Linked DNA regions of Mus musculus: all the other regions are linked to region 1. Evidence: chromatin contacts called from ENCODE Hi-C or POLR2A ChIA-PET data. All regions are on one chromosome and are shown on one strand. The core of a region is the stretch at or near the end of the contact, and the rest is flanking DNA. Distances in the headings are between cores, read along the strand shown.

The links. Hi-C counts contacts between places; a loop is a spot of excess contacts on that map. ChIA-PET counts read pairs that join two places held with the same protein, here RNA polymerase II (POLR2A).
Region 2: a loop to region 1 is called in a map of Patski, with 2.6 times the contacts of the local background. The contact joins the promoter of Cnn2 here to the enhancer-like site in region 1. A Hi-C loop is called at or near these places in 1 of 37 maps with a recorded cell type or tissue (Patski). POLR2A ChIA-PET finds 5 or more read pairs at or near these places in 3 of 5 experiments (Patski and embryonic stem cell).
Region 3: POLR2A ChIA-PET joins it to region 1 with 10 read pairs in Patski. The contact joins the promoter of Cbarp here to the enhancer-like site in region 1. POLR2A ChIA-PET finds 5 or more read pairs at or near these places in 2 of 5 experiments (Patski and embryonic stem cell).

Annotation. Positions count from the first base shown.
Region 1 is chr10:80,070,180-80,072,730 of GRCm38, reverse strand. It overlaps Sbno2 (strawberry notch 2), which reads left to right. Exons shown (of 32, transcript NM_183426.2): 5 at 213-374. Among named protein-coding and RNA genes, the nearest start is that of Gpx4, 18 kb to the right of the region's middle. Within about 2 kb of position 1,263, at least 3 of the 3 ENCODE cell types and tissues checked have a DNase peak (open chromatin) inside an H3K27ac peak, as active enhancers do.
Region 2 is chr10:79,987,317-79,989,867 of GRCm38, reverse strand. Cnn2 (calponin 2) reads right to left here and starts at 1,268. Exons shown (of 7, transcript NM_007725.2): 1 at 1,128-1,268. The coding sequence starts at 1,190.
Region 3 is chr10:80,136,108-80,138,658 of GRCm38, reverse strand. It overlaps Cbarp (calcium channel, voltage-dependent, beta subunit associated regulatory protein), which reads left to right and starts at 1,272. Exons shown (of 9, transcript NM_001195268.1): 1 at 1,272-1,371; 2 at 1,477-1,616; 3 at 1,721-1,785; 4 at 2,165-2,309. The coding sequence starts at 1,279.

The DNA.
Region 1 (2,551 bases), core at 14-2,513:
TGCGTTCTCTAGTCTGGACATTTTCTGTTATGGAGTCCCCGCTGTGTGGCCGGCCTTGCGTGTCTTGCCCTCACTGAGCGCCATGTCCTCATGGTCACTCCATGCTGTGGTGTCCTGTTCCTGGCTGTGTGATACTTGGAACACATGGTTGCTCGCCTGGACCCTGAGTGCACACACAGCTGGCCACTGTGTCACTGCTGCCTGTCTCCTAGGACCCCTCATGCCTCGAGGACCTCTCCAATGCCTCTGTCTTCTCTTCATCTGTGGATTCCCTGTCAGACATCCCAGACACACCTGACTTCCTGCAGGCTGACAGCCTCAACGAGGTGCCTACCATCTGGGATGTCAGCACCACCTCAACTACCCATGACAAGGTCAGCATTCAGGGCACCTCCAAGGGCACTCTGGTGACACAGGTGGACAGGTGGCAGAGCTTGTGATTGACAACAGTGTGTTCAGGCCTGGGTTATAAGGGGTCCTATACCCCAGGCTGGCGGGCCAGTCCCACAGCCCTAAAGGCCTCCACATACCCCATGTCCCCTCATGCCCCATACTGGGTCCCAGCTGTTGTATACCTGCTAGGAACACAGCGATTCCTAGAGAGAGTGGAAAGCAGTTTGAGTTTATTTTTGTTTGGTTTCATTTAGTTTCTGAGCCAGGATCTCACATAGCCCAGTCTGGTGTCAACTTTACTCTTTTAGCCAAGGTTGCCCTTGGGCTACCAATCCACCTATCTCAGTCCCTGAATCCTGGGGTGACAGGTGTGTGCCAGCATGTCTGACTCTAAAGGTAGCTTGGGTCACCAGTTCTCATCCCAGGCTCTCCACCCTCAGTGGACCTGATGGATGGTCTACTGTGACTGACCGCCACTTTGAGGCAAGCAGTGTCTCTCAGGGGACCCTAGCTTCTGGGGTCAACTTCTCTCTGTCCACCCACTCAGCAGGCAGGTGACTGTGGGACACAGAGGCTTCCGGGTGTGCAGGACTCTGACCTAGAGGGATCTTAGCCAGCAGTTATTTTTGCCCCCAGGGGACACTAACAGTGTCTGGGAGGTATGTATGGTTACTCTGTCGGGAGCTCCTGGCATGGACTAGGCCTTGCCAGGGTCTTCTAGATGGAAGCTTCTAGACTTTGAGAGTGTAAGTTAGGGAGGCTCCCAGGAGTCTTCAGGAAGGAAGCCTTGGTGCCATACAGCTCAGAGTTAAGGGCTGACAGTGCAGTTGGTGCAGAGCCAGCAGGACCGGCAGTCCCTGTGTGTCCCCCACCCCCTACTGTGTGGAGCTATGAGATCAAGGCCACAGGGTACTGCCTATCCTGCCCAGGGCCCCAGGCTGCCTGGACCAAGCGCCACAGCCATATCTGAAACCCAACACCCTGTGCTGCTCCAGCCCGGAACATGACTCAGCCTTCCAGGAACCTCCACAGTCTGTTTGGGTTTTTGTTAATTTAAGAAAGAAAAAAAAAAAAAAAAAAAAAAAAACAAGGCAGGAGGGTTGAGTGTGGACTTGTAACCTTCCCAAGCTTCCGCTGGCTTTCAACACCCCTGGCCCTGTGCCCAGCAGAGCAAGGGACATGTGACAGTGACTGTGCCTGAAGTGCCTCAGAGACTCCTGTCCCCCCTCAAGGATGCTGCATCTGAAGCAAGCCCTCCAGGTTAGGGCTGGAGGCTGAGCAGCTGTCCCTGTGCTGCCAATCAGAGGGACTGTGGCTCAGTGGGGAGAGTGCTCCCTGGCATGCACCAAGCCCTGCGCTCCGTCCTCAGCACCAGATGGCCCAGGTGTGGTGTTGTCCCCGTAATCCCAGCACTCAGAAGGTACAGGGAGTTCAGGGTCACCCTCGGCTCGTTAGGGTGTTTGAGAAGACCAGCCTGGGCTACATGACCCTGGTCTGAAAAAGACAAAACAAAACAAACAAACTAAGGGGTATGATGCCTTTACCGAGGACACAGGCTCTGTCCCCAGCTTCTACATGGTGAGCTCAGCCGTCTGTAACTCTAGTTTCGGGGGGTCTGGCACCTTCTTCGGGCCTCGGTAGGCACTACCTTCACACAGTGTGCTTTATATACATGTAAGGAAAGCACCCATATGTACAAAATAAATCTTTAAAATCTATCTGTATGTCTCTAGATTGAGGAGTTGAGAATCAGTGTGCAAAAGAGAGCCATGTACCCTGAGTGGCTTTAGACTCAGCCCGCAGGCCAGGCCACACCACTTGTCCAGACCTGGTCAGCACTGTGGTCCATCCATATCTCCTACAGAGGGACATTTGCAGTTTGGTCACAGTGTTGGGGACATTCTCACTCTGTTGCTCACAATAGAACCTTCACCCCGAGGAGGCCCTCAGCCCCCCCCCCCCCCACACACACACAGGTAGTAGGGCAGTTCCTTAGCACAGATTACTCCCAAGGACATTTGCCCAGCCCTCAGGGCCCAAGTCTGCATCCTGGGACTATCTGGCTGGCTTTTGTCCACTTTTCCCTGGACCAGGGGCTACCATCTTGGGGTCTCCCATGTGCCACAGAGACACAGACTGTTGTCAGCCCTCCCTACCA
Region 2 (2,551 bases), core at 19-2,518, 83 kb after region 1:
CTTCTGTGACCCCTGCAGGCTACTGGGGGGGGGGGGTCCACTTCCCAGCTCCACAGTTGGAGGGGATCTGAGAGCTCATCCCCTGAGCAAGTGCTGACCTGTCCCTGGCCCCACCCAGCTCCTAAAACTCTATCCTTAGGGCTGTCCTGACTCTTTCTTTCACTTTCTCTGTTCCAGGGAGATGTCCAGTCTGTCCAGGAAGAATTGGGCAGGGTCGTCAGAATGCTGTGTGTCTCTGGGGAGCTAGAGCAACCTCTCTGAGCCCAGGGTGGGAAGTGAAATAGCAACTTGTCTCTAGCAGGCTGAGGATAGCACATGGGTGGCATGAGGTAGGTATGCCTCTCGTGTCACTTGTAGGGACCTGGCAGGTGCCAGTCGGAGGTGGGTCCGACTGGTAGCTTCAGCGTGCCTAGGCAGGTTGCTTGGCTTTAGCTGACTGTGAAACTTGCATTCCCAGGTGCCAGGTGTGTGCGTGTGGTTGGCGGATCTATCTAGAAGGTTTCAGGATGTCAGGCCTGAGCCCCCTAAGTCTGGGATCAGTGTCTCCCTCATCAGCTCAGGACACCTTGCTGTATGGCTCCCCAGATGTCCCTCCGAAACTGGTGACTTCAGTGTTCTCCTGCATTTGCGGTTCCTCTCAGTGAGCCCTTTCCCAGGTGTGTGTGGGAGTCCTGGAACGGACCACACCCTGTTAAGAAGGCCACCGGCCCCGCCCCCTTCCCTGTCCCCAACTTAAGTGGCTTAGATGAAACGGAAGTTTCGACAGGTAATGAAGATGGGGCCTCAGGGGGCACTCTCAGACGCCCGGATCGCTCGTGTGCTCGCTTTCTCTCTCCCGGACCTTAACTTTCTTACATCCTGCAAGGGGCACAGAGTGCAGGAAGCCCGGGGCGCCGGGGACTGAGAGGTCCAGGGGCGGGGCTGGAGGTGACATTCAGGATGCGGATAAAATGGGTCCCCAGCCTCCCAGACGCCACAGCTTCCCACAGCACCCCAGACCCTCCGGATATCAGGGTAAAGCAAAGCCCAGCTGTCCCGGCTCATGCATCGGTCGCGCGTTCGAGGCTGGCGAGCCCCGCTCCCATTGGTCGTGCGTTCGAGGCTGGCAAGCCCCGCAACCCACTCACCCGGTTCTTGACCTCGGCCGAGAGCCCGTAGGACGGGCCCTTGTTGAACTGCGTGGAGCTCATGGCGCGGGACCCCGGAGCGGGACAGGAGGACCAGCGGGACCGGCAGAGGGTCGGGCTGCGGGCGGACGGCCCGGGACGGGGCTGAGCGCCGCCCCCGCCGCCGATTGGCTGGCAGAGCAAATGTCCTTATAAGGCGTGGAAGCGCCGAATTCCTGTGGCCGCGACTTCCTGAGCCCCCCTCGGCCGCCGGGACCCCCGCCCGCCGGAGCCACCCTAGCATCCCGGCCGATCAGGAGGGGCCCGCCGTCCCGTTTGTAGTTGCGGGAAACTGAGGCAGCGAAGGGCGTGGGCTTCCGACCTGGGCCAGAAGTCAGTTTACTCCTCCTGTATCATAGTGAGAGACAGAAAACTGTTCGGTGGGACCCTAAATCCTAAAATCTGGCTAGAAACCTTCTCTGCCACTACCGGCACTTACCAGAATCTTGCTCCCTCTCCAAACATCTCAGTGGGAAGGGGCAGGGGCGGCATAGACAGGATTCTCGAGGGGAGCTTCTCAGAGAAGGAGGCCTCGGGAGCTGGAGCACTGATGGATGAGTTTTTCAGTCCAAAGGGAAAAGGCTTTCTGCTAGAACACCAAGTGCAAAATATGGAGGGTGGGAGAAGGCGATCGGTTGGAGGTCGGGGTGGGGCTCCCAGAAGGGCTGAGGGTTGCTGGCTGACTGTGTGAGGGTGGAGTGGCTGAGGATGATATCCTTTCAGTAAGTGCCTGAGCTCAACCTGAGTCTGTAGATGGATCAAGTTGATTCCTGAGGGGCTGGTCCTGCCCCACGGAACACAGGCAGACAGATGCTGGGAGTCTCAGGGCTTGACAGAGAGGCCTTGGCCATAGGACGGAAGCATAGTTTTTTCGAGACAGGATTTCTCTGGAACTCACTCTGTAGATCAGGCTGGCCTCGAACTCAGAAATTCACCTGCCTCTGCCTCCCAAGTGCTGGGATTAAAGGCGTGCGCCACCACGCCCAGTGGTTGGATACTTCTAAAGGGTGGCTTTCTTCCCACCTCTCTGGGTTTCTGTGATTTAGACAAATCCTTCCTCTCTGGGCTCTGCTGGAGTTTTTGAATTTGTACAGTGGAGCACCGGACTCCAGATGGTCCCAAACTGTGGACAACACAGGTTCCTGTGACCAGGCAGGAAGCCCCAGGTGTCGGGACACTGAAGACCTTTTTGGAATAGTTAAAGAAAGCACTTGTCAAGAGCGGCCATGCTGTGTGGGGTGCACACAGGCTTAGCAGGGTATCAGGGCATCCAGGCCACTGTGCTGAGCACTGAGACAGCAACTGCAGGTGCCACAACCAGGTTCTCTGCAAGAGCAGCTATTTCCCCAGACCTGAGCCATCTCCCCAGCCCACCCTCCTCGCCT
Region 3 (2,551 bases), core at 23-2,522, 66 kb before region 1:
CCTCCCCCACCTCTCATTACCATCCTCACCATGCCCCACCCCCTCCAGCCTGAATTCATTTCCCGACCTACGTATGCGCCCCATGCCACCCACCAAAATTGATGCCCGCTGCTCTCTGCCTGGGTGCGCTGAGGAAACGTAGCCTTCTGGGGGGGGGTACATCGTTTATTCAGGTTTCGCCCCACAACTCCTCCACCATCCAGTCTGAAAAACACTGGTGACGGTGGAGCCTGCGGGCTCTTCTTCCATGGGAAAGGGGTTTGCATGCTCACGCTGGTGTGGGAAGTAGGGATGGATGGCCAAAATGGCCTTTATTACTCCAGAATCATCTTCATTCCCGGACTGAGTCAGGTGCAGTTTTAACAAGCCCCTTCTGAATCCACCCCACCCCATGATGTGCCCTAGCCTCAGTTTCTCCACGCTTCTGGCAGAGGCCTGGTGAGCAGCCATCTTGGCCAAGCCTTGGGGCGCCCCTGTGGGCGGCCTCCCCCGCGCCCCCGCCCGCCTCCCTCTGCTTGGCAACAGCCCCCCCCCCCCCCCCCGCCACTGCGCGGCCCTGCGCACCGTCGCCATGGGAACCAAAATTTTCAGGCCAGGAACAGATGAGCGTCTTTTGTCCTTTGCACTCCCACCAGTGTGGGGAACAAGGACCTTTCCCTATCGAGTCGTGACTGGGGGTGGGGGAATCATTAGTACAGCCCCGCCCACACCTTAGGTGCACTACCTTCAATTCCTTTTCTGCACCATGAGACCCTGAGACAAGAAGGACACCTGGGATGTTGCCTGAGTATGCTGTGGAGGCGTCATGTGTTTGTTCCTCCAAGGGTGCTTTCCCTTTCCTGGGCATGGCTGCGCTACCTTGCCGGTCTGGCCACCCCAGCCAGCCAGGGAGGTGGTTGGCATTTGGGAAAGCCACATTTACACACACACATACACACACACACACACACACACACACACACACACACACACACACACACACAGTGCTGCGCAAGCGCGATGACACCTTTTATGTGATAAAGATGGCGAAAGAGAGGTCCTGGCGTGTGTGTGTGTGGGGGGGGGGGGGAGCCTTGGCTCCAGGCACCCCTGCGGGGATGGGGAGTTGGGGGGGCACTCACATTGTAAGACTCGGCCCCACCTGTCCATGAGTCACCCCAGTGACGGCGGCTGCTGCTGCTGCACGGGGACGTAGGGGCTGACTTGCAGGGGCTCTTGTGGGGAGGGGCCGGCAGAGCTGAACCTGAGCTGGCTCTATGCCCTACTTGTAGCCTCAAAATGCAGCCCACGGCCACCATGGCCACAGCGGCCGCCACTACCGCCACTGTTGCCCTGACGACTTCGTGGGACAATGCCACCAGCCGCCCCACGGTGGGTTGGGTGACTCCTGGAGACTGGGGGTAGAGGTGGGATGGAAACCCCACTCTGCGGTGGAGCCCTGACATGCCCCGCCCTGTGCACTCAACCCCGACTCAGGCGGAGCCTGACCCCATCTTGGACAACTATGTGCTGCTGGTGGTGGTGATGTCGCTGTTCGTTGGAGGCACGCTGGTGGTGCTGTCTGGCGTTCTTCTGCTCTGCAAACGCTGCTGGGAGGTGCACCAGCGCTTCAACAGGTGCTTGTCCTGGGAACCACTTGACACATGCCCAGGCGCGCTTGCAGAGCCTCAGAGTGGAGACGCCCCATTCCTGCTCACTCTTCTTCCCCTTTCTTCCTCAGGGCCATGGAGGAAGCAGAGAAGACCACCACTACTTATCTGGACAACGGCACCCACCCTATACAAGGTGAGGGGCCCGCGCGGCTTGCAGCACCCCTAGCTGCACTTGACTGTGCCTCCCGCCGCGCCCCACCCCTCGGCCCCCTGCCCGCCCCCTCGGGCCGCCTGACGGTCTGTCTGTCTGTCTCCCCCACCAGACTGGGCGCAGTTCGAGTCCGACTCATCTCTGTTTCCTTAACGCCCAGGCGTAGGTGCGCACAGGCGCGTGCTGAGAGCGAGTGAGTGTGTGAGCGGATGAGCGAGTGCCCGCCGCCCCGCCCAGCCCGCCCCGTCCTGCCCTCACTCGGCCCGTGCCCCCCTCCCAGCCCACCCCGCCCAGCGGCCTGCCTGGCAGCCAGACACGCGCGGCCCACCCCGGGCCCACCCTCTCTTGGCTCTCCTCACAGACCCCGACTGCAGGGGGGAAGACCCCGAGGGCCAGGACACCGAAACAGAGCGCTTCCTAGCCACCAGCTCCACCGGCCGCCGCGTGTCCTTCAACGAGGCTGCCCTGTTTGAACAGAGCCGCAAGGCTCAGGACAAGGGCCGCCGGTGAGAGAAGTCAGGGGGAGGTCACAGCAGCTTGGTGATGAAAGCTGGGGATCCTGGCTCAGGTCTCTTGGTATGGGCTGGCAGGGTGGAGAGTAGAGTAAGTATCAATATCGAGGTCTAAGCAAGGCTGAGGCAGGAGAATTACTAGAGTTATTTTTAAATTTTTACCTATTTATATGTCTTTGTGTGGGGGTATGTACATGTGGTTTCAAGTGCCCACAGAGGCCAGAAGAGGGTGTCAG